Linked DNA regions of Mus musculus: all the other regions are linked to region 1. The links are chromatin loops, found by intact Hi-C in ENCODE. Cell type or tissue: left cerebral cortex. All regions are shown on one strand. Region 1 holds the start of Gm30904 (a long non-coding RNA gene). Region 2 has its middle 320 kb from the start of Gm30904. Region 3 has its middle 390 kb from the start of Gm30904. Region 4 has its middle 400 kb from the start of Gm30904. Region 5 has its middle 330 kb from the start of Gm30904.

Region 1 (5,000 bases):
GTCTTACAGTCAACAAATTAGCTTGTTGACCCCAAACTTGCAACTCTAAGAAAGCAATCATGAACTCTTCTCATATTTTCTATGAGTCAGATATTCAGATAGAACTTAATTACCTTCACCTTGAGATCTGCAATAAAACTACACTATTGCAGTGTCTATGAAGTCTTCACTGGACATAAAAATATCAAACAAATTATGTATTTCTAAAAAGCACAGATGTTATAGCCTCAGAATATTTGTTATTATCCCCAGACAAGATAGAGAAAAGAAGAAAAGGATGACAGTTCTTGAGCATGTTCAGAGCATAAGACAAACATTGTACCTTAAAATTGGAAAAGTTTTTTTCATATCTTCCTGTCCTACCTTCCAGATAGAATAAGGCAGGGATGGGATACTGAGGGATCACAGTTGGCTCTGTCACTCGTATGTCATGGGAGCACTCTTCTCCCACATCTCAGTATATATCTTCAGATGTCTCTCCTTTCCTCTGGGCCTCACCCTAGTGTAGGATCTGGACAGTAGTCTCACTATCTTTGGCCTTACTCTCATATGGGTTCTCTCTTATAACATTGTTTTTATAAAAACCTTCTATCTAAGACAGGAAGCTCACTGGAGCATCCTTAGCACCCTGTATGGAGAAATTCAAACCCCTGAACATTTTGGATTTTGTATACCATGGAGACAGGATTGCAGAGAAGTTGCTATAGCTTACCACTTGAGCCTACCAGGACCTGATGGAGTTGAGCCACCACTGTATTGATCAAGGAGTGTCTACCATGATGTAGAGAGGCAGACATGAGGCTGCTTCAGGCAGAAAACATTAGGGTCCTATAAATATCTGAGTCACTTCTTTTGAGATAGTTTTATATGCTAGTCACCAGACTTCTTCAGTTTGAAATGATAGATTATCAAAATTCTGCCTATCTAAATCAAAGGATAAGTGAGCTGTATCTTTGTTCTTTTCTGAGTTATGTGTTTTCCCCATGAAGAACATAAGCAGGAAAGGAGATTTCTGAATCTTCAAGTCATGCTTCTTATTTATTAAAAACCCAATCTTCAATTTATTTCTATATGGTTAATTACCATAAGGCAGTCAAGAGAAACCATGCCACAGCTTCTATATTTTGTTTATAGATTGATTCTGAGTGCCCTGCATGAGATTCCTACTTCATTTTTTCTAAGCTCCCCCTTTTATGGACAAGTAGCACATGAACACATTTCAGCCACGTTCTCTGCCATTTTATAACAAGGATGACCTTTCTTCAAGTTTCTAATAACACATTTCCTATACCAAAAGGGACGTAGTTTTAACAAGGTGACATTTGAACAGAATTTGAAGGTAGTTATAGGCAACCATGTGGACACCTGTGGGAACAGTTGTCCCTACAGAGGATGGGCCTGGAGCCTGCCTCTGCCTTGAGAAAAATACCAAGAATTCTTTGTAATCACAATAGAGCGAGAGCAGGAAGAATAGTGGAAGACAAAAAGAAGGCAATGAAAGCCAGACCTTGGGTTAGTGTTATGACATCACCTTTCATCTAAATGACACAGAGGCCACTCAAAAGACTTAAACCAAGAAATCACCATGAAGCAACTCACATTTAAATGTCAAACTGCTTCTGTCATGTTGACAGAATTCAGTTTATGGAAATTATTTTCCATCACAGTGCTAGGTGAATTCTGTTAAAAATATAAATTAGATAGGAAAGCAAAAAAAAGATATCTTGGAGTTGGCCGGCTTAGAAATCTTTACCAAGGAGCAGTCCACATCTAAATTATAGAAAGGGATTTCAGAGGAATAAAAAAAAATGATGGTAGGGTAAACTGAGCAGACTCAAAGAGAATTAGAAAATAATCAACTCTTTAATGTTTAGGAAGTTACCGGAGTGTCTGTGTTTCTCTCCCTCTCCCTCTGTCTCTCTCTGTCTCTGTCTCTCTCTTTGTCTCTTTCTGTCTCTCTGTCTCTCCATGCCTCTATCTCTGTCTTTCTCTGGGATTCTCCCTGTTTCTCTCTCCCTCTCTCTCCCTCTGTCTCTCTTCTGTGTCTCTGTTTCCCTCTCTGTCTGTTTCTCTTTCTCTCTCATGGTGTGTGTGTATGTGTGTGTGTGTGTGTGTGTGTGTGTGATTCAGCTGATTAGATTGTAATCAACATCATATGGAAATCTACACTATCATAGTCAATTAAGGAGGAAAGAGAAGACAACAGAGACAAAGGCACTGAGGAGTCCTTGGACGTGTTTCCTGTGGAGAAAGGTAAGAAAAAAAGAGAATGAAATGAGACAGAGGGTACTGTAGAGAGTCTTTGGGAAGGTGACATAAAAAGACTTTAAAGTAAGAAGTGGAAAGCAGAGCTTTCAATTCCAGCAGAAATGTTCTCTCACTCTAGCAGAAGGGACAACAAGTGTGTGGGCAGGTGGCACTTACGCTATGGCACTTGCGGGTATTTTTAGATGTCAGCTCTCATCTGCTGATTCTGTTTGCTAGAAGAAATTTGCCGAGAAGTCATTAGCTGAGGAGGAAGGAAAATGAGCTAGAAGTATGAGAGAGGCATGCTGGAGCCAATATGTGAACCTACTAGCCAGAAGTACTGCACAGTGCAGTGTCCAAACTGATGCCAGTGTTCAAAATTTGACTGATTTAGTTTTCTATTCTGAAGTGAATCTACATATGATCGTGTATTTTTCTTGCAAACTTTTTCTTATGCACCCATAAAGAAAAATGAGTAATTTGTTTCCATATGGAAGAAGATTTTGTCAGGAACTGAGATGGGTGTTATATAAATGTGTAAAATATTATTGAAGGTATATTCTAATTATACTAAAATGATCATCCACTTCATAAAAGGACCCACAAAAGAACAGTGTATTTTAGAATATTTGTTCTTGATTAAGTTGGAGGACCCCTGAAGGAACGGGGTTATTATCAGTGAATTAAATAAAGGGAACTTGGAATTTCGGGCTAGGTTATTTGAATTAATTGGCTACCTGAGTTGGGAATAGATTTTAATTTTTTATTATTTTCTTTATTAACATTTCAAATGCTATCCCGAAAGTTCCCTATACCCTCCCTCCACCCTTCTCCCCTACCCACCCACTCCTACTTCTTGGCCCTGGCCCCTGTACTGGGGCATATAAAGTTTGCAAGACCAAGGGGCCTCTCTTCCTAATGATGGCTGACTAGCCCATCTTCTGCTACATATGCAGCTAGAGACATGAGCTCCGGGGGTACTGGTTAGTTCATGTTGTTGTTCCACCTATAAGGTTGCAGACCCCTTCAGCTCCTTGGGTACTTTCTCTAACTCCTCCATTGGGGACCCTGTGTTCCATCCAATAGTGACTGTGAGCATCCACTTCTTTGTTTGCCAGGCACTGGCATAGCCTCACTCAAGACCTGAGGAGAAGCATGTCATAACCAGGTCATGGAGCCAGCTGGTCACATTGCAGCCATTCTCAGGAGGAAGAGGCAGATACAAATTGACTACTGGTACCCACCCAGCTCAACTTCTTCTTATGCAATCTCAGGGTGAAACATGTGGAATGATGAGCTGATATCTAGCAACTATAAGCAGCAGTAGTATTGGAAGAGATGATATGCTCAGGTAATGGAGAAATGTTATCAGAAGAATGACAGGTACCAAGATAACCAGGAAAGAAAGCTAGATCATGACAGCTTAGAAGTCAAGGCAACAGAGAATTTTAAATAATGAGAAGGTGGTTTTTATTCTCTTCTGGAAAATGAAGAGGAAACAGTTTTCACAAAAGACTTGGCCCATGAGTCATAGGTGAAGACACATAGGGAATCAGCTAGGTTACAACACAAGTTCGATAGATCTTAGCAGGGAACAGAGGTCAAAGGCACTGATAGGTGAAAAGAAACAAGACATTGGAGGAAGATACACTAAAGGAAGAGCAACTGTAATATGTAGATAAAACAGAGAGTATAAGCAGTACTAAGATTCAGATATGAAAATGATTTGTAAGCCAGGAGTGGTGGTGCATGCCTTTAAGCCCAGCACTCAGGAGGCAGAGGCAGACGGATTTTTGAGTTCAAGGCCAGCCTGATCTACAAAGTGAGTTCCAAGACAGTCAGGGCTATACAGAGAAACCCTGTCTTGAAAAACCAAAAAAAAAAAAAAAAAAAAAATGATTTGTAGATGTAGATGGAGAAATGAAGCTAGAAGAAGACTTAAGCAGAATAAGGGCACATGAAAAAGCTCTCAGCAAACCATGACATTTAAACCCAATTAAAAGCCACAACCAGAATGTCAGAACACAAATGACTTGAAATAACTAGGCATTCACTTTGGGCTGAAAGTTTAAGTTAGAATGGGGTAGGGTAGGGAGGTAAGGTATATGGGGGAGGCCAGCATAGAGGATAGGTAAACTCAAGTCACAAATGCATGAGGAAGCCAACTACAAAACATCTAATTTGTAAACTAATTAAAAATATAATGTATAGAAAATGAAGACTTTGAACAGAAGTACCTTGCATGGGTAAACAATGCTCCTTCCCAAAGACAAGCAGGAGCATGTGGCAGCTGCTCATTTTGCATCCCAAATCAGACACCAGAGAGGAGGGGAAAGGGAGGGAAAGAGTAGATAGAGGGAGGTGGGGAATATGACAAGAGGTAAAGAAGAGAGGGAGAGAGAAAGAGAAAAAAAGAAGGATTACTAGCTAACATTTTTTATGCATTTGAAATTCTAGTACATGAAATGGTACCATACACATATTAATATCTAGGGTGGGTCACACCCTCATGACAAAATCAGCTGTTTTTATCTTCACTGATTCTCAGACCTATCACGTTTACAATTACTGTTAGACACCACACCATCTCAAAGAAGCAACAAAAAGGACAAAAGACAAAGTTCAAAGCCTCTTCTGAGATTCAAAGGCAAACTTTTACTGTGAGAGCTTACAAAAACAAACAAAAAAAGTAGCAATCTCTCAAGTCAGCATAAATATTGTTATTGCAAAATATGAATGGAGGCAAAGATGGT
Region 2 (5,000 bases), 320 kb after region 1:
TATACGCCTAGGTGGGTGTTGATTAATGGTGCTAAGAACACTTTGTGTAGGATTTTATGCTAATTACCCTTTATACCCTCACCCGTGTCAATTTTAACAATCTAAATTAGCATTTTCTCCGAGGACTCAGAAATGTGAGAACTGGGAAATTGGCTCAGTAAAGCTGAGTTAGCAGTGAGAAAATTGAGATGTTCTATATTTCTGTATTAACATCTGCTGCTTGTTCAAAGCGTGATCCTTTCAAAATGATGAAGATATTGGGGAGAAAATGGAAAACAATGGAACAAAAAACTCATACTTCATAATTTTTTGTAAAAAATGCAGCATTTGACATTGCAATCAACCATTCTACGTAATAATGTCTGGAATAATGGAATTTTGGATATATAATGTTTGAAATTGATTACATTATTTCGGGTGTAAATATTTTAGCTTCTCTGTGACTTCAGCACCTGTATAATAGAACAAGCTCCCAGAGATATTTATTTATGAAAAATATCAAGCAAACTCCCAATAAAATTAACTTCCATTGTGTTTATTTCTGAACTTGTTCTAATGGGAAACAGGCATTTTCAGTTGATTCTTTGTAAAATGAAATGCCAAATATCATCACGAGGAATGATTTATGGAATTTGCGCACCTCACAATGGTGACTATAGGCTTAAGACAGTTAAAAGGAGGAAATAGGGTCTGGAGATATGGTTAAATTGCTAAGAGGACTTCTTGCCCTTCGAGAGGTTCCATGTTCACTTTCTAGCAACTATGTTAGTGGCTTACAAACACAAATTCAGGCATCCAATGTCCTCTTCTGGCCTCTGCAAACTGCATACATAAAGCATAAATTCACATAGATTCATACACATAAACACACATACACACATCTGAATTTTCTATATATTTTAAATTTTAAATATATAATATAAATATATATAACATATTTTAAAATTATATATATAATCAGATGTAGAAGTTGTTGCAAGCATAGAGGTACATAGCTATAATCCTACACTCAGGAGGAAGACAGGAAGATGACAAGTTGGGTGCTTGTCTGGGCTACAGAATAAGACCCTGTTTCCTCAAACACCAAGGACTGAGGAGGAAGCTCATTCAACATATACTGAAAGCTCTAGATTTAGGCCCCAGTAACACACATAGAAAGTCTGATATGGTGGTGTCTTAGTTAGGATTTCATTACTGTGAACAGACACCATGACCCAGGCAGCTCTTACAAAGGCAAACATTTAATTGTGGCTGGCTTAACAGTGTCAGAGAGTCATTCCATTATCACCACGGCAGAAAGCATGGCAGCACACAGGTAGTCATGGTGTCTGTTCACAGTAGATATAAAGTGCACAGCAATGGTCTTTTTTTGTCACTTTTTGTGTCTGTGTGTACCTATGAGCATGTATGTGTATGTTCACATAGGATGGGTACACACATATGAAGGCTCAAAGATTGATTTGGGTGTATTCTGTATTCTTGAGATTATCTTTTTTGAAACATGGTCTCAGTGGCCTGGAACTTTCTGAGTAGGTTAGATGAGTTGAATACCAAGTACCAGGGATCTATGTGTCTCTGCCTCCCCAGTACTAGATTTCAAATGCACTGCATTACACATGTGAGTTCTCACATAACTCAGTCCTCCTGCTTGTTGGCTCAGAAGTTTATTATGTTATTTCCTAACCCTTTTATCTGTTACATTATGGACTTTTTCTATACTGGTAAGCTGCCCAGTTCCTTGTCAGCACACACTCCAAGTGCTAAGATGCAGACAGTGCTACAACATGGTTAATTAAAGGCATTTTTTTCAGTTTCAGATAAAATTGCAATTGCTAGGCAGCCAGTGGTAAGCCATGTATAACTTTGTCATGTACCCATGTCAGTAAAACCTGAGCATCTTGATTAATGACTGTAGGGTCACTGCTGTACAGTGTCAAAATTCTTTGAATTCTTCTCTAAATTCAAAACCTATCCCTGCTGACTGTTAGGAGCAGAAACCGGGGATTATGCTAATTTGGATTATTAATTAGCTGTTCTATTTCCCCAGAATGCAAGGGATGACATCTATACCAACACGCCTGTCTATCCCTCCAATAGCAAGAAGAGACAGAAGAAAAGCTGCTTCCAATGCTAAAGTTAGGATACTGCAAAGGGCTCTGGAAAACAGGGCTAGGTCGTGGGAATTTCTTAGCGCATCCATGATTGTTCAGAACACTGATGATGGGGGTTCTGTATGCAGATGAAGTCTCGGAGGCGTGGCCAGTATTCAGCATTCTACCTCTAACAGTGCTGCCTTCTTTTCACTGCTTAGTTAGAAGTATCCACAATATTTATAACATCCTTCCTCCTGTCTGGGGATTTTATTATAAGACAACAGGGACTGGAAAAACTATGGTCATGTAAAAACAGTTAACACAAGACCTTTTCATTCATGTAGTTTTTCATGTGTTCTGTATATGCATGTGTGTGTGTGCATGTGTGTATGTGCATGTGTGTGTGTGTGTGTGTGTACTCATATTTGCTCACGTGTGCACATACCTGTGGAGGCTGACGTTAATACTAGGCATCTTCTTGGATCGTGCTCCACTTTATACTCAGGCACAATCTCATCCGGAACCCGGTTGCCTAGGTAACCAGACATCTTCTGTCTTTGCTTCTTCAGTGAAATTATAGGTAGCCACCACAACTACATAGCTGTTAAGTGGGTTCTAGAGTTCCGAAGCTCAGTCTTCCTGCATGGCGAAACCTCTATCCACCGTGTCGTCTCCATAATCCTCATGACCAAGTTTACAACCTGCCTCAGTATTTAAGAGTGTGGGAGCACCTGGAACTTTGACGACCACAGTTCTATGATGCTATAATTCATGAGCTTTGGCCCTATATAATTTTCATTATCTTTGCCTCGGCATAGGAAGATTTTTGTAAACAGAAGCTTTACTCATTCAAATAATGCCAATTTCCCCAAAGTTGTCTCTGTATTTCAGAGTGTCTCATAAGTTTGGCAGACTGTACTGTTATACTGAGGCCATTGCTATAGTAGCATTGTTCTGTTTTATGTGTTCGATCCTATTTTCAGATTTTATTTTTATTTCAAAGTTCACCACCAAATGAATGCTCAGAAGACATTGATATCAGGTACTTTAAACATGAAAACACTAACAGGCTATTACGTAGCACATTAATACCACAGATTTCGCACAAAATTTCTGGTGAAAATAAAAATGTCATCATTTTTTGACAACATATGTTACTAACCTCAGTATTTCTATTTACCAATCAATGCAGCTTGAACTTGTCATTGCAATCTGAAACCAACCTGAAAGTTAGGAAAAATCTTACTTTTCCACAATGGTAATCACACTGAAAAGGTGTCCATAATGATAATAATTTGCATAATTTACATCATATTGTAATACATTTTTATAATTCAAAATGTTCATATTTAATGCTGATAATATACCCTATCCTAAGGTCATAGGGAATTTTTACTAATTCTCTAAGTAGAAAATATGCATAATTTATTTAACCATTTTCCTAAAATGTTAAGAATTTTGAAATCCAGCAACAATGGCTCCAAATCCTGATTATGCTGCTCAGGTTGGTAATAGTACCTGAGCTAACACAGACTCAGTCTCTTATAACTTCACTGTCACCATGTGTCATATGAGACATGTGTTAATATGATTAAAGGGAATGGTGGGAATGGAAAGAAACCTAAAACTCTAATGCTGTCCTTGGCCCACAAATCTATTCTCTTCCTTGAGTCTCACTTCTAACTCATGCACACCTGTCTTCCTTTAGTGACATTATCCAAGCTTGGCAAACAAGATTCTGCTTCCCCATTTTTAGGGGGTGGTCCTTTTTTTATATTGAGCCCACTATAGGTACTTCATTCAGTCTGTTATTTAAGCACATTTATTCTACTGATGTGTACTGACACCATTTAGAACTGGACAAAATGCTTTCGCCTCTGGCCATGATCTCTGAAGCCTCCTAGACTTCTTACCATTCTTCTTTCAGCAATTTATGTCTGAATTACTTAGGGTTTTACTGAACAGACACTATGACCAAGGCAACTCTTAAAACGACAACATTTAATTGGGCCGGCTTACAGGTTCAGAGATTCAGTCTATTATCATCAAGGCAGGAACATGGCAGCATCCAGGCAGGTATGGGACAGGAGAAGGTGAGAGTTCTACATCTACATTTTTTTTATTAGATATTTTCTTTATTTACATTTCAAATGCTATCCTGAAAGTTCCTTATACCCTCCTCCCGCCCTGCTCCCCTACCCACTCCCACTTCTTGGCCCTGGAGTTCCCCTGTACTGGGGCATATAAAGTTTGCAAGGCCAAGGGGCCTCTCTTCCCAATGATGGCCGACTAGGCCATCTTCTGCTACATATGTAGCTAAAGACAAAAGCTCTGGGGGTACCGGTTAGTTCATATTGTTGTTCCACCTATAGGGTTGCAGACCCCTTCAGCTCCTTGGGTACTTTCTCTAGCTCCTCCATTGGGGGCCCTGTGTTCCACCCAATTGCTGACTGTGAGCATCCACTTCTGTGTTTGCCAGACACTGGCATAGCCTCACAAGAGACAGCTATATCAGTGTCCTTTCAGCAAAATCTTGATGGCATATGTAATAGTGTCTGCATTTAGTGGATGATTATGGGATGGACTCGTGGGTGGGGTAGTCTCTGGATGGTCCATCCTTTTGTCATAGCTCCAAACTTTGTCTCTGTAACTCCTTCCATGGGTATTTTGTTCCTTATTCTAAGGAGGAATGAAGTATCCACACATTGGTCTTCCTTCTTACCGGAAGATCCAGCAATACCCAGAAGATGTTCCAACAGTTACTAAGGACACATGCTCCACTATATTCATAGCAGCCTTATTTATAATAGCCAGAAGCTGGATAGAACCCAGATGTCCCTCAACAGAGGAATGGATACAGAAAATGTGGTACATTTACACAATGGAGTACTACTCAGCTGTTAAAAA
Region 3 (5,000 bases), 390 kb after region 1:
GACAAGCATATTATAATAGTAAATATATAGGTTTGCTAAATCCAAGTGTAATATGTTTCATGCTGAAGATCACTTTTTTATATAAATAATTAATTCTCAAATAAAAAAAACAGAATATCCAAGGCCTGTATGACAGCTATAAGAGGTATACATACTGCATAATCTCAACTGATGTTCTCAATGAAACAAAATTTGGAGACAGGGAAAAGATAAAAGATGAGTGTGTTCAAGGCCTTGAAGTGGAGGATTGACAGAGCTCAGAGGATAGGTAGATAGATGATAGATAGATAGATAGATAGATAGATAGATAGATAGATAGATAGATAGATAATAGGTAGATAGATGCATAGATATATAGATGATAGATACATACATACATACATATATTCATATAGATAGATACATAGATACATAGGTAAACACATAGATAGATTCATAGATACATAAATAGATACATAAATAGATGAATAAATAATCTAGTCAAGACAGGGACTTTGAAAATAACCATTATCAGTCAGAAGCAAGAAGCAGCCCATCTCCTAAATGATTTTAAAGCCTCAGCTCTTGAGGGAGATGTTAAGCATCCAGTTATAGCCGAAGAGGCCATAGAAAATGAACCTATCCCTCCTGACCCATCTTCTACCTATCCTTACCTCCTTTTCTCCTGGAAAACAAAACCAACACTTGTTTTCTGATAACTTTCATTATTTTTCTGGAATGTTCATTCCAGCAGTGATTCAGTATAATGAACATGGTCCACCCTTCTTAAAATAAATGATAGGATTACACTTGACACGACATCATTTCCATGTAATTTGTCCCTATTTTCGGTAACACTTTCAAACATTGGTAACCACATCTATAATGCATAGGTGCTTCCTAGCTGTGTGCACATGAACTCTTTACTTCATAAAAAGACACATACTAGTTAGCCACCATGGGTACAATTATGTAGAAGTCATCTTCCACAGACCATTTTCAGTGAATTAAAAACAACCCCATTTAAAACAATCTCCTGAGAGCTTATAAAATTCTCTCCATCTCTGAGAAACTTGAAAAGTAACAAGCAATTCATTGCCCTTCTCTGAGGGGGTCACTAAGCAAACGATCACAGAGGCTCAGGGGTCTGCCTTCTGATCTGGTTAAAGAGCTTCAATCAAGGAGACCCTGTCACAGAAGCAGAACCAGAAGCTAGAAATGTGACTGCTGAGAGGTTTCCCTGACAGCACACAGGAGAGAGAACATTTTTACTGAAATTTCAAAGGTTAGAAAATGGATTTTGAAGCCAAAGACATAGTGTATGCAAAAGTTTCTTTTTTTAACTCTATGCTGAACAAGTCAGTACATGTTGGAGCGATGCAACAATCACTGTTGTCACACACTTCAGAGGCCAAATCATGTTTCTTATAAAGCAGCATAATAGTCATCTTTGCTAGCATTGAGAGAGAGAGAGAGAGAGACAGAGACAGAGACAGAGAGAGAGACAGAGAGACAGAGACAGAGAGAGACACAGAGAGAGAGAGAGACAGAGAAAGAGAGAGAGACAGAAAGAGAGAGAGAGATTAAATTTGAATGTCTAACATAATTTTTACAAAAAGAAACTCTTTTCATGGGATATGTTTTAGTTGATAAGTGAACCTTAATTTGTACTTTATTGATTTTCTTTGAGACAGAGTCCCATGTATCCCAGGTTTTCTTCAAGTCTACTATATAGTTAAACTTGATTTTAAAGGTCTGCTCCCTCGGTCTTCACCTCCCAGGTGCTGGCATTATAGGCACATCTACCACACCCAATGCTGGATACCAAAATAGTGGCTTCCTGTGCACTAGGCAAACATTCTCCCTACTAGGCAATATGCCTATCCATTTATTTCATATTTCTATGTCCTGAAACTTCATCGTGTGTATATGTGTGTGTGTGTGTGTGTGTGTGTGTGTGTGTGAAATAGGATTACATTACCAAGTTTCAAAAGTAATCCATTGTGACATTCCCTTGCTTGTTTTTCGTATTTTGAGAGTAAAAAGCCACTTCTAGAGGCACTGCATTTGCATTCTCTATGAGATGGTATTTTATAGATATGAAGAAAGTCTTCCAAAAATGTTAAGGGAAAAGATGACTCTCATCTTGTGACGTTCTTGGCATTTGCTTGTGAGATTTCTTGATGGCCCTGTACCATCAGAGACAGCTGCTTTGGTAAAAACTTAAGAAGAATGTCTTTATTCTCAGTAACAGAAAGAGACCATCAAAAGTTAAGATGAAAATGTGGTTTTGCTGCAGTCTGGCAAACTGCAAACTTTGTGAGCATAAAAATATTTGGTGTTCAGGTCCACCTGTGCAAAACATGGATGTCCATTAAACATTTCCCCAACAACTATAATGAACAAAAAAAATTATCATACTCAGAAAAGTAAAGGGAGCACATATACATGGGTTAATTCTCTGTTATACTTTTTAAATAAGCATATTGCTTCTGCCAGAGTGACAGTAGTTATAAGAGGGCATCATCTGCCAACTAGTAGAGATCATAATTCTGTCTCCCCCCTATATTAGTTAATCATTTTACAAAACCTGGAGATTTTTATAGTCACTATATGAGAAATATTTTAAGCTGACATTCTTTAAGTGGCAAGTTGTTTCCTTAATATGAGTTTTGCTCCCTGCTCCAAAAATGTTTTAAGAAAATATGATTTTATCATCATTTTATTTTGCTTAATGTGAATGATTTCAATGCAATTGAATTGAAAGCCTTGTCTTCTTGTACTGCTTTGCTTTGAGGAATTCCAGTGAACTTTGCTGCCATCTTTGTATGGTAAGTTTCTGCATAATCTCTATTTGAATTTACCGTACATAAAGGCAATGAGCTAACAGGTTATTGCAGAAAGCCATGAATAGATTGTTACTACATAATACATTTCTGTCATGAACACTAAGTTCGTATATTTTTCTGTTTGTCCATGTATGAATGTTTTCTTTAAGGTTCCGAGAAAAGACAGGGTGTCCTGTGCCTCCTACAAATTCTCTCATTCATCACTAGTCTTATTGAAACCAGAGCAGAGAGGCAAGCTGGAGGGCTGACAGGATACTGAATGGAAGACACCCTAAATGAAAAAAATCTCATTGTGGAAGCTGTAGTATGCCACAGTGTGTCCCATAGTAAATCCTGTTCAAACTTCTTGGCTTGCTAATGTTCACTGTTATTAAGTCTTGGCCTAGTTTGAGGATCTTTACTAGGACTGCTCTTGGATATCCTGTTGTTGCCCTGTGTCCTAGAGATCCTGAATTTCTTGATGTGCAGGACTGTCCCCTTCACCCACTCCAGCAGTTCATAGATGGCATAGATGTTGGATTGAGGCGACTCAGAGCTCCAGATCTGGGCCTAGGTAGAATCTGAGCTGGTTAGCTGCCATCTCTCCAGTATCACATCACCAGGGCAGGCTCTCTAGCACTGCTCCAGCTTGCTTGCCCACTGCCAAATAGTCAGAGCCCAGTGATCAGAGCCAGCTCTAATGCTCTGATCACTTGTATCCTTGCCAGCAGAGCCAGCTCTACTGTGATGCCCAGGCAAGGTACAGGGCCCACTCTCCTGAGTGCTGCAGCCAGTAAGGGACAGGAGCAGCTCTCCCACTTGCCACAGATGGCAAGGGGGTAGGGGAGAGCAGAATATCTCTCACCTTACCACCACATGACAGATAAGTGTCAGGGATCGCCCACTCTCATACCTTCAGGGCCTGCTCATCCACAACTCCCACTGTCAGAGACAGCTCTACTGTGCTTCCTGGGCAACGTGGGGCCCTGCTCTACAGAATACTGTAGATGGCATGGGGCAGGGACATCTCTCCTGTTATGCCAAGATGAGGGGTGGGGCCAGTTCTACACATCCCTCATTCACATGGCCCCAAACAGCAGACCAGATCATTGAAGTGCACCTGGCCTTTGGGGGTAGCAGACAGTTGCTGCTTCAGGTCCCTGGGCCCAGACATGACTTTCAGTGAGCATGAGCCAGGAACACATAATGACCTTAGGCCAAATATTTGGCTACTCATATCAGGCTGTTTTTCACTGCCCTTGTGTCTACAGTTCTGCCTCTCTACATTGTATACACATCCTTCTGCTTCTGCATCTTTCTATCCCTCCACCACTTAATTGTTCATCTTAGTGGCACTGGAGGTTTCTGGAATCATCTTTTTTTTTAATTAGGTATTTTCCTCATTTACATTTTCAATGCTATCCCAAAGGTCCCCCATACCCACCCCCCCAATCCCCTACCCACCCACTTCCCCTTTTTGGCCCTGGCGTTCCCCTGTACTGGGGCAAATACAGTTTGCAAGTCCAATGGGCCTCTCTTTGTAATGATGGCCGACTAGGCCATCTTTTGATACATATGCAGCTAGAATCATCTTAAGAGTGGTTTCAACAGTGCTATGTCCCACCTATGCCATGTAACACCAGTCAGGGGTCATTGTGGATATGGTCTTCTCAAGCAAGCTTACGTGGCACCTGGAAAGGGTTGTCTCAGGTTTGCATCCAGCCTAGCAACATGATGGTTGCCTCAGGACTAGCCCTAGTTCTCTCTTCTTCTTCTTCTTCTTCTTCTTCTTCTTCTTCTTCTTCTTCTTCTTCTTCTTCTTCTTCTTCTTCTTCTTCTTCTTCCTCTGATGTGTAGAGGAATTTTCTTTTTTTTTTTAATTTTATTTTAATTAGGTATTTTCTTCATTTGCATTTCCAATGCTTCTGAGAGCCACAATCCAGTGTGTTGTTTCAGGGTAGGCTGTCTTTGAACTCACAGATGAAAAACTCTTACATCTACTGGGATTATAGCTGTGTACCATCACAGTCGACTCCAGCCCTTTCTTATACCCAAGGAGTATGTAAATTTGTAAATATAGCCTGTCAAATAACAAGTCAACAGATTTTAGCCACTTTTTCTACACTGGAAAACACTAATGTTTATACATGTTGTTTGTGTTAAACATATAAACCAAGAGTTATTAACACACAA
Region 4 (5,000 bases), 400 kb after region 1:
CTCAGTCCACAGGCATCTTATAGCATCTTATAGCATCTGTCTTTAAGTGCTCAGTGGCCTGGTACTCCTGTGTAGAGCAAAACAACAGCATAAGATGACTGGAGAAAGTGGTTCACATTTACCAGAACAAGGAGAGGTGGGGAGGCATTCACAGCTCTCTTTCGTGGATGACGCTCTTCTGTAAGAGGTAATTTAGATGCTACAAATGTGGTTTCAGTTTATGTAGGAATCTTAATGAATCAGAATAATAATGCACCATTTCCATCAGAGATGCTCAAGTCATAATATCTGGTACTTCTGACTGGGTGATTTCACATGGCAAAGGATATGGGGGTATACTTAAGACTTTGATATGGAAACATTATTTGGGATTGCCAGATGTGCTCAGTGTAAATTTAAGATTCTTTTTGAGAGGAAACTGGGCAGGAACAGATAGCTAAAGCCAAGAGGGCAGGAGTAATCAAGAGGCTAGCTACTCTCAGGTTTGAAAATGGAGGAAGGGGTCCCTAGACAAGGTAATAGATTACTCTCTAGAAATTCTAGAAAGAACACAGCTCTAATACCTTAATTTTCACCAAATGAACCCCATTATTCTGTAAAAGGAACTTATGCTCTTTCCAAAGAAGGGTTTCCTGTTCTCTGAGTAACAACATCACGTTCCTGTTCTCCCCACACCATGGAAAGAGCCAGGCATTAAAGTGCAGCTATGGTGTAATGTCCACACCAACATGGACAATTCTAGAAAGCACTATGTGAACAAAAAGCAAGTTCCATAGATAAACAGATATAAACAAACATTCTCTTCTGTAAAAGGATGGGAACAGAAGCTGAGAACAGGCTAAAGAGAAACTGCTCTCATATCTTCTTTGGTATACTAGGTGTATGCATGTAATGTAGTTGTCAAAATTCATTGCTTTGTACAATTTATTGCATGAAAGTGACACTTAAAAAGGGGGATCTTAAAAACCCAAACAAAAGCAAAATGAAATAAAAGCAGTTATAGGCTGATATGAGCAGCCTCTCCCAATAGTCCATGATGCTGATCATAACACCCCAGCTTTCTTCATTCTTCACTCATAGACTGTGATTCTTCTTCTAACATCTGATTGGCACAGAAGGACATTGTTCTTCAGTTAAATGCAATTTACAATGGCAATCAGATATCCATCCGATGTAATCTTTTAATCTGAACTAAAATCTGCTAAGGTCCATGCTTCCAAGTTCCTTGACAAAAAAGGCAGTCACATGACATGTACTTTTGTTGTTCAAGGGTGATCAATAAACCAACATGTATTCACTGCTTCTATGACTTAGTCTGAACTTATGACTCTAGCTTGGGAGTTTTTCTGACTGAATACTTTTCAGCCTGACAAGTGCCATCACTGCTGTCTTTGTCTGGTCCTGCACTCTGAAACTTACGAATGGAAATTAAATGAGAGAAGAGCCAAGCACGTGGAGGGACTGGAGCACAAGACATTTCCAAGGGTGGCATGATCAAGATCTCACTCCATGTAGATGGGGTAGGGTAAGAATGACTCCAATACCTGCATTCCTCCTCACCATTCCACACACTCTGTCCTACTATTGCATTGAGAACTGAATGCCACATCCTCCTTCTTCAACTAGAATTAGCTCTACAGAGAGTTCACTTCAGACCACTACCAATAGCTTTTATTTGGTGTGCATCACCCAGAAATAGATTGGGGTTGTAGGATTTCTTTGTTATAAGTGCATTGTGACTGCCCTTCTCATCCCATCCCTCTGTGACAGACTCTCAACCTTTTCACAAGTGGCATTTTGAGAGAGATGGATAATTCCCTGTTATGCATAACTGCCCTGTACTGGCTAGATTTTGTGTCAACTTGACACAGCTGGAGTTATCACAGAGAAAGGAGCTTCAGTTGAGGAAATGCCTCCATGAGATCCAGCTGTAAGGCATTTTCTCAATTAGTGATCAAGGGGGAAAGGCCCCTTGTGGGTGGGACCATCTCTGGGCTGGTAATCTTGGTTCTATAAGAGAGCAGGCTGAGCAAGCCAGGGGAGGCAAGCCAGTAAAGAACATCCCTCCATGGCCTCTGCATCAGCTCCTGCTTCCTGATCTGCTTGAGTTCCAGTCCTGCATCCTTTGATGATCAACAGCAGTATGGAAATGTAAGCCGAATACACCCTTTCCTCCCCAACTAGCTTCTTGGTCATGATGTTTGTGCAGGAGTAGAAACCCTGACTAAGACATGCCCTTTGTACTGAAGGCTGTTTAACATCTTCTCTGTCCTCTACTCACTAGACACCTGGAACGCCTTACTTCCTGCCATGGAACTGCAACTGCAAATGCCGAGAAAAATATCCTGGAAGGAAACCCACCTACAGCCAATAATACCACTGTGTGAAGAGGAGGCTTGATGACTCTGGGTCCCAATTCCATTCTGATACTACTGCCTGGTGGCAGGAGAGGGGATATAAAGGCCACAGAGAGAAGCAGCTCTGCCTAGAACAAGAACTTGCAATAACTTGAACCCAAAGAAACTTTCCTTGAAAGCTTACAAATTCTCAGTGCATATTCAAGGAATTCATTTCTCTTTTCATTTCACACAGACTGATTGGGAACCAGCAGCTGTGGTGAGTGCTGCGCTCAGCTAAGGTACACATCGCTGGGTTGTCAGGTTACAGAACTGTCAGGTGGCTCAGGATAGGGCCTGGTGCCATTGCCTGGGCAGGCATCATCAACAGTGAGTCAAGGATATGGAAGCACTGACAGTAACCAGGAGGTAGAGGGAGCTGGAAGCAAGTTTCTTTGACACTTCAAAATAAGAGTGGCTGCTGGTCTCTCAGGCTGGGCTCTGGTCCCAAAGCAAGCTTTGATCAGCTGCAGGGATAATGCAGGGTAGAGGCAATGGGAGGAAAGGAACAGAAGTTATCTGCACTGATTGTGGAACATGAATGACTGGGCTTTCTAGGGCGCAGGAGAGAAATTCTTGAAGAGACGGGAAGTTACATAAGTAACTACAGGGAGATGGAAAGACAAACTCTAGGCTTTTACTTAACAATAACTCACATAAGGGGCTGGAGAGATACTTCACTGCCTTGCAGTTACAGAAGATCTGAGTACAGCTTCTAGGACCTACAGAAGTGGTTCATAACCGCCTGTAACTCCAGGAAAAAGATGCTTTATTGTCTTTCGTGGGTCTTGTACCCATTGGCAGGCGCGCGCGCGCACGCACACACACACACAATCACACTAGCACCAACACTACCACCACTAACAACGAAAACCCATCTTAACCTAGAAGCTTTTTAGAAAAAAGAAAAGCCTGTTTTAATTTGAAACCACAGTTTAGTAAGAACTAGAAAAATACAGTGTAATATGCAAATCAGCAAACTCCAATTTAAAATAAGTATTTTTTGTGCTGTAGATGCTACACATATAAATTCACAGAAGTTAGAACTGTTTCCAAAAAATAAAAAATAAAATAAATAAATCCCAGAAAAAAACTTTATTCATTCCACTATACCTTGTTCCCGTGAAAAAGAAAAAAAATATCAAAATTGATTAGTAAGTCATGGTTTTATGTCTTTCCTCATTTAATAAATTTATTCTAAAATGGACTCATGGCCTTATCACTGCCTGTTTGAAGTTCACTTGGTCCTTTGAAGGCAAAATGCAATTATTTATCAGTGATTAGGTTATTCATGAGGCTTGGCATGGCTTAATTTATAATTAAAGTATAATGGGCTCACACATGGAATGTTAAGATTTTTCTTAGCACTCAGTCTATTTTAAACTGAAGTGTTCAGATATATTAGGAGGATCACAGCTAATCAACCTTCCTTGCCATACGGTGTCAGCTGAATAGGTACTAAGTGGAAGCCCACAAACATATTGTAAATGCAGTGTAGAGGTACAAACGGTGTCCATCTTTTGCACAGTATCTTGGCCACAACTGTTATTTCTTCTGTGTTGCTAAAGTTCATTAAAACAAAAGTAAGGTAGTAATTAGGACATAAAAATACAAAGTCAAAGAAGAAGAAATTAAAGCAGGGATCTGAATGTAGTGATTTGTAATTAGTAAACACGGTGGGAAAATGTTGATAGCTTTGGTGGAGACACCGTAACCTGGACAGTTACAGAAGTGGATAACAAGAGGTGAATCCATTTTCAATAGAGCTCCCTAAATACTTGGAAATTTAAGATTGGCTTTATACTGCAACAGTAAGCCAGAGAATGAAGTGGAAGGTTGAAAAAGAGAGAGAGCATGATTAGACCAGAGAGCTATAAAGCTCACAAGGAGAACAGCTCGTCTTGACAAAGGCAGAGTACCTGATTACCAAAGAAATTAATCCACATCAGCAAGAACCTTTTGTCTTTTAGCAATTGTGATATATTCTTTTTTCTTTTGTTTTTATTGGATATTTTCTTTATTTACACTTCAAATGTTATCCCCTTTCCTGGTTTCTCCTCTGAAAACCCCTTCCCCCATCCCATGCCCCCTCCCTCTGCTCACCAACTCACCCACTCCCATTTCCTGGCCCTGGCATTCCCCGACACAGGGGCATAGAACCTTCACAGGACCAAGGGCCTCTCCTCCCATTGATGTCCAATTAGGCCATCCTCTGCCACATATGAGGCTGGAGCGATGAGTCCTACCATGCGTAATCTTTGGTTGGTGGTTTAGTCCCTGGGAGTTCTGGGGGTACTGGTTAGTTCATATTGTTGTTCTTCCTATGGGGCTGCAAACCCCTTCAGCTCCTTAGGTCCATTCTCTGGCTTCTTCATTGTGGACCCTATGCTCAGTCAATGGATGGCTGTGAGCATTCACTTCTGTATTTGTCAGGTACTGGCATAGCCTCTCAGGAGAGAGCTATATCAGGCTCCTGTCAGCAAGCTCTTGTTGGCATCCACAATAGTGATATATTCTTAAGTTCTAAAGTACTACAGGAGCTAACCTGCCATGCATTCACAGTTCAGTAATCACAAAACAACTTATCACTAAGCCTTGACTGCT
Region 5 (5,000 bases), 330 kb after region 1:
TTGAAAACCATGAGACTGGGTTCCTGTGTAATAACAGCTAGGAAATGATTCAGTGGCTCATTAATTTCTTGTCATTATATTTCTCTGGGAAAAAAATGCCTAACAAGCAACTTAATCAATTAGGCGTTTGTTTTGGCGCAGATTCTGGGGTTCAGTGCATCATGGCTGGGACATCATACTGCAGGAACTTGAGGTTGCTGACTACAGGATAATCTCAGCACGGAAGAAGAGATGAATACTGGTGATCAACTCCACATTTCCTTTTTATTCAGCCTGGGGCTCCTGCTCATGGAGTGGAGTCATTCACACTCAGGGTGGGTCTCTCCTAATCCTAAGGTGGAAAATTCCTCACAAACAAAATGACAAGCAAAACAAACAATCACCAAGTGATCTTTACATTTTGGATTACGCAATGAGCACATAGTCCTCTGTAAATGCCTACCTACAAACTATGTGGTTTTCACCCATTGTTTTTTAAGGATTAATTTTTTCCTGAAAACAGATGAGATTAGGTTTGAGAATTTACTGAGGGTTAGGCACAAAACACAGGTAGAGTAAATCTATATCATGGTGGTACCCTCACCATCTCACACAGGTATTCAACAAAGGTTACAAAGGCAGAGACCTCTCATTTCTTTCTCAAAATCTAAACAGAATTATTGCTGCATTCTGTGCATATTTGCCCAACAAATGCAACCACATGGACTCTTGCTTATTCCCTTTAATATACAAGAGTTAATAGCCATGGCTAATGGGACACCAAACCAATAAAAGGAATGAATGAAACATGTCAACCATTTTTCAAATGAGAACATGTCAGTAAGTGAGCAATTAATATTGTAAAATGCCGTGTTAGACAGGGGCTTTAAAGTCTAATTGTTATTCATTTCCAAATACCAACATTTAAGAAAGCCTCATTTTTATTTTTTTTATTTTTTATTTTTTTAAAATATTTTATTACATATTTTCCTCAATTACATTTCCAATGCTATCCCAAAAGTCCCCTCTAGAGCTCTTGACTCTAGTTGCATATGTATCAAAAGATGGCCTAGTCGGCCATCGCTGGAAAGAGAGGCCCATTGGACATTTTTTTTTTAATCATGATCTTGCTTCAAGTTACCTCTTAACAGAGTTTATTCTTTGCAACAAGTTGAAAACACATTTTCAGACTTGGGTTTTTGTTAATTTCTTTGTTTTTTTTTTATTTCAGTTGATTACATATATATATATATATATATATATATGTATACACACACATATGTATGTATATATATATAATATGTATATATGGGGTGAGGAGGAGGTATGGGATGTGGAACAGTCAGAGGGTGGACAGGGGGAGGGGGAATAAAATCTGGAGTGTAATAAATAAATATATATAACAGACAATGATACAATGAGTCGTGTTTCATAAAATTCTGTCAGTGACATTGTGTCATGGCCTCTTTATTTATTAGTATGAACCATTCTGTATCCTTAGACAAATCAAATCAAAGCATAAAAGCAGTGAGCAGGCTTCCCAGCTAACATGTCTCACAGGGAACAGTTCAACTCGGCCAAGACTGTATGGTCACAGCCTTTAAAGCAATGAGAAATACGCCTTCAGGAGTTAAAGGTGATACCTAGGGATGCTTTCAGCATAGTTTGTCCTTTCAGTAGGCTCCTTTTGTGTGATGTGTGTTTGCTTATTTCTGAAGACAGACGAGAATTAGGTTGAAATTCTTCTGTGACTGTGATGTTCCCATTTTCCTAAAGTCTACTTGAAGTGTTGATTGCAGAGGTCTGATAATCCCTTCTGTTATTTTGTTTTCTAAAAAAAAAAAAAAAAAAAAAAATAGGAAGCTGTCTGCATTCCTCTAACATGTACTCAAAGTCTCCTTTTCCTTCTAAGCACATGTTGGCAACTTTGTCACTTTTGGTTTTTTTCTTCACTATGTAGAGGTTAACACGAGGTTGACTCTTGAAGAGCCTGTGATCAACCTGTAACCATGTAAAAATAATGACTGGAGGCCTTTTGATCTAAAGTTCTCAAAGTGCCTGCAAGAACTGCTCCGCATTTCTGTTCTCCAGCGATCCAGATGCTGCGTGGGCTTCAGAAAGTGCAGGCAGTGACTCATAGGGGAGTGCGAGAGAGCAATCTTAAAGTTCCTTTTAAAGGACATTTTAAAATGAAGGTATAATTTGTATCCATAGAAATGCACTCATATTAAGTATGGCATTTGATTAGTTGTGACAAAAGCGTGTACTTGTGGAACCCACACACTTCCCAAGGTGTCCATTAATCCCATCACTCTGGAGAGCTCCCCTGGGCGCATTTCTAGCCAAATGGGACCCCCTTCCAGGCAAGCACTTTCCTAACGTATGTAATCACAGAGGTTTTTGGTCTTAGTTCAAATTCCAAACAAATGGACTAATAATATCTGTGTCCATGATTCTTGCGTTTCTTTTGACACAGCAGAACCCATTTTCTGATTCGTCACTGTGGTTTTGTATGCTAAAAGGTGCACTGGGTGCTGCTGGACAACAGTCACCTGTCCCCAAGTTTTCATGTCTCCTTCTGTGCTACATTTATATTTAACACCAATAAATCCTATGACATTATGTTTTCTTTCTGTTATTTGTTCCTGTTTCCTCTCTAAGATTCCTCCCTGAGAGAACTGAAGACTTACTCTTACTTTTTTAAAAGCATTTTACATAGCATCTTCTACTGACTTAAGCTTTTGAAATAATTATGCATTTTCAAGATGTCACCAAAAAAAAGTAAGTGTGACTGTTCTCCAGCTTTCTACAATCAGATTATCTTGCCCAGCTGTAGTGGTGGTGAATACATCTGAATAATACACGGAATTTATCCATAATTCTTCCAGACCACTTGTATTGATTTGTGTAGGTGTGAATCCTGGAGAAATCGACACATACAGAGATAGGGTTAATCTGGTGCACTCAGTGTGTAATGTTGTTCCCACAAAGATTCTTTGTACCAACCCTTAACTAACCTTCACAATTCCTGCCTCTCTTTGGCCTGACCCTTAGTGATCATAGCTGTATTCTCAATCTCTGTAATTTCTCACTTCAATGATTTTGTACGAATTAAGTGAAATGGTACAAAGAATTTTTTAGTTTTACTTTTAAATGTGATTTAATCATTTAATATCTACCTATACTGCTATGTTGTCAAGAGTCAAACTGGGCAGTGTTCCAAAGCATGTGACAGCCCATTTATCCATTCATTCACAGAATATACTTTTTCACCTCTTGTCTCCTGAAATCTCTTCTGTCTGTTTTCTTTGCTTAATATTTCACAAATTTTCTCTGCATGTTCTCTGTTTTATGATAAGGTTTTTAAATTCTTGGTAGGAAGGAATAATAGCCGGAGATGACCCTTTCCAGTTTGGTTACAAATACAAATGACTCTATTGTTTTGTTTTATTTTTGTTTTTTGTTTTTCCTTATACCCTTCTTGGTAATTTTCCTGATTTCTCTGCAGATAATAAGTTGCCATTTTTAATGCATTATGGTTTCAAACTATCCGTAGTTTCAGTTCTTCACAGCTAAGTGTGATCTGAAAATATACTCCAATTCACTATTTTCAGAAAGCGCCCAAGAAAGTTAAGTAACACTGCTTTTTACAATAGCAAGTTATTAAGGTTTGATTAATTTAAATTGTTACATTTTTGTCTCTCATTGCACTTACTTGAAAAATTAAACCTAATCCCAGATTAGGAATACATAGTATAAATGGAGTTCATTACTATCCACCTTACTCCAAGATTAAGAGTCTTGAAATTTCCCCTGTTCACATACAATAGGACTTTGTATTGTACTTTCTGCAAGCATCATAGCACAAACAGGCATTGTACTGACTTTATGTTAGTCAGTGGCCTTCTAAAGAAGTTAAAAATCTATAAGCTGCTCAGCCTCAGCAGCAGCGGTCGCCATCTGGGTTCCGGGACTCCGCGGGACCTAGGAAATTAGTCTGAACAGGTTAGAGGGTGCGCCAGAGAACCGGACAGCTTCTGGGACAGGCAGAAGCACAAAGCCGCTGAGGCAGCACCCTTGGCGGGCCGCAGACAGCCGGCCACCGTCTGGACCAGAGGACAGGTGTCCGCCTGGCTTGGGAGGCGGCCTCAGCCTCAACAGCAGCGGTCGCCATCTTGGTTCCAGGACTCCCTGGAACTTAGGAATTTAGTCTGCACAGGTGAGAGTCTGCACCACAGAAGCTGACAGCTTCTGGGAACTGCCAAAGCAACACAGCTTCTGAGAGAGGCCCTGTTTTGGGCCTCCTTCTTCGACCAGGAGGAGGTCCAAAAACAAGATATCTGCGCACCTTCCCTGTAAGAGAGCTTGCCAGCAGAGAGTGCTCTGAGCACTGAAACTCAGAGGAGAGAATCTGTCTCCCAGGTCTGCTGAGAGATGGTAACAGAATCACCAGAAGAACAATCTCTAAACAGAGTCAACTATAACTACTAACTCCAGAGATTACCAGATGGCGAAAGGTAAACGTAGGAATCCTACTAACAGGAACCAAGACCACTCACCATCATCAGAACCCAGCACTCCCACTTCGCCCAGTCCAGGGCACCCTAACACACCCGAAAACCTAGACCTAGATTTAAAAGCATATCTCATGATGATGGTAGAGGACATCAAGAAGGACTTTAATAAATCACTTAAAGAAATACAGGAGAACACTGCTAAAGAGTTACAAGTCCTTAAAGAAAAACAGGAAAACACAATCAAACAGGTAGAAGTCCTTACAGAAAAAGAGGAAAAAACATACAAACAGGTGATGGAAATGAACAAAACCATACTAGACCTAAAAAGGGAAGTAGACACAATAAAGAAAACTCAAAGTGAGGCAACACTGGAGATAGAAACCCTAGGAAAGAAATCTGGAACCATAGATTTGAGCATCAGCAACAGAATACAAGAGATGGAAGAGAGAATCTCAGGTGCAGAAGATTCCATAGAGAACATCGGCACAACAATCAAAGAAAATG

Evidence for each region. Peaks named below come from ENCODE experiments on the same cell type or tissue, not always from the same donor. Only the 100,000 strongest peaks of a DNase experiment are listed, where the experiment ranks them.
Region 2: a loop joins it to region 1, with 4 times the contacts of the local background. A loop is called at or near these places in 4 of 42 quality-filtered maps.
Region 3: a loop joins it to region 1, with 2.5 times the contacts of the local background. A loop is called at or near these places in 2 of 42 quality-filtered maps.
Region 4: a loop joins it to region 1, with 2.0 times the contacts of the local background. A loop is called at or near these places in 2 of 42 quality-filtered maps.
Region 5: it touches region 1 in a loop (4-fold over the local background); 4 of 42 quality-filtered maps call a loop at or near these places.

Annotation. Positions count from the first base shown.
Region 1 is chr2:8,342,390-8,347,389 of GRCm38, reverse strand. Gm30904 (a long non-coding RNA gene) reads left to right here and starts at 2,062. Exons shown (of 3, transcript XR_373985.2): 1 at 2,062-2,253. In left cerebral cortex, no CTCF peak of the experiment used is centred here; a DNase peak (open chromatin) is centred at 2,438; H3K27ac peaks cover 4,899 bases.
Region 2 is chr2:8,024,493-8,029,492 of GRCm38, reverse strand. No RefSeq gene overlaps it. Among named protein-coding and RNA genes, the nearest start is that of Gm30904, 320 kb to the left of the region's middle. In left cerebral cortex, no CTCF peak of the experiment used is centred here; DNase peaks (open chromatin) are centred at 1,566, 1,715, 2,124, 2,659 and 1 more place; H3K27ac peaks cover 4,015 bases.
Region 3 is chr2:7,951,558-7,956,557 of GRCm38, reverse strand. No RefSeq gene overlaps it. Among named protein-coding and RNA genes, the nearest start is that of Gm30904, 390 kb to the left of the region's middle. In left cerebral cortex, no CTCF peak of the experiment used is centred here; DNase peaks (open chromatin) are centred at 1,298 and 2,113; H3K27ac peaks cover 3,183 bases.
Region 4 is chr2:7,942,901-7,947,900 of GRCm38, reverse strand. No RefSeq gene overlaps it. Among named protein-coding and RNA genes, the nearest start is that of Gm30904, 400 kb to the left of the region's middle. In left cerebral cortex, a CTCF peak has its summit at 2,764; a DNase peak (open chromatin) is centred at 2,797; H3K27ac peaks cover 1,192 bases.
Region 5 is chr2:8,010,135-8,015,134 of GRCm38, reverse strand. No RefSeq gene overlaps it. Among named protein-coding and RNA genes, the nearest start is that of Gm30904, 330 kb to the left of the region's middle. In left cerebral cortex, no CTCF peak of the experiment used is centred here; DNase peaks (open chromatin) are centred at 2,083 and 2,800; H3K27ac peaks cover 2,463 bases.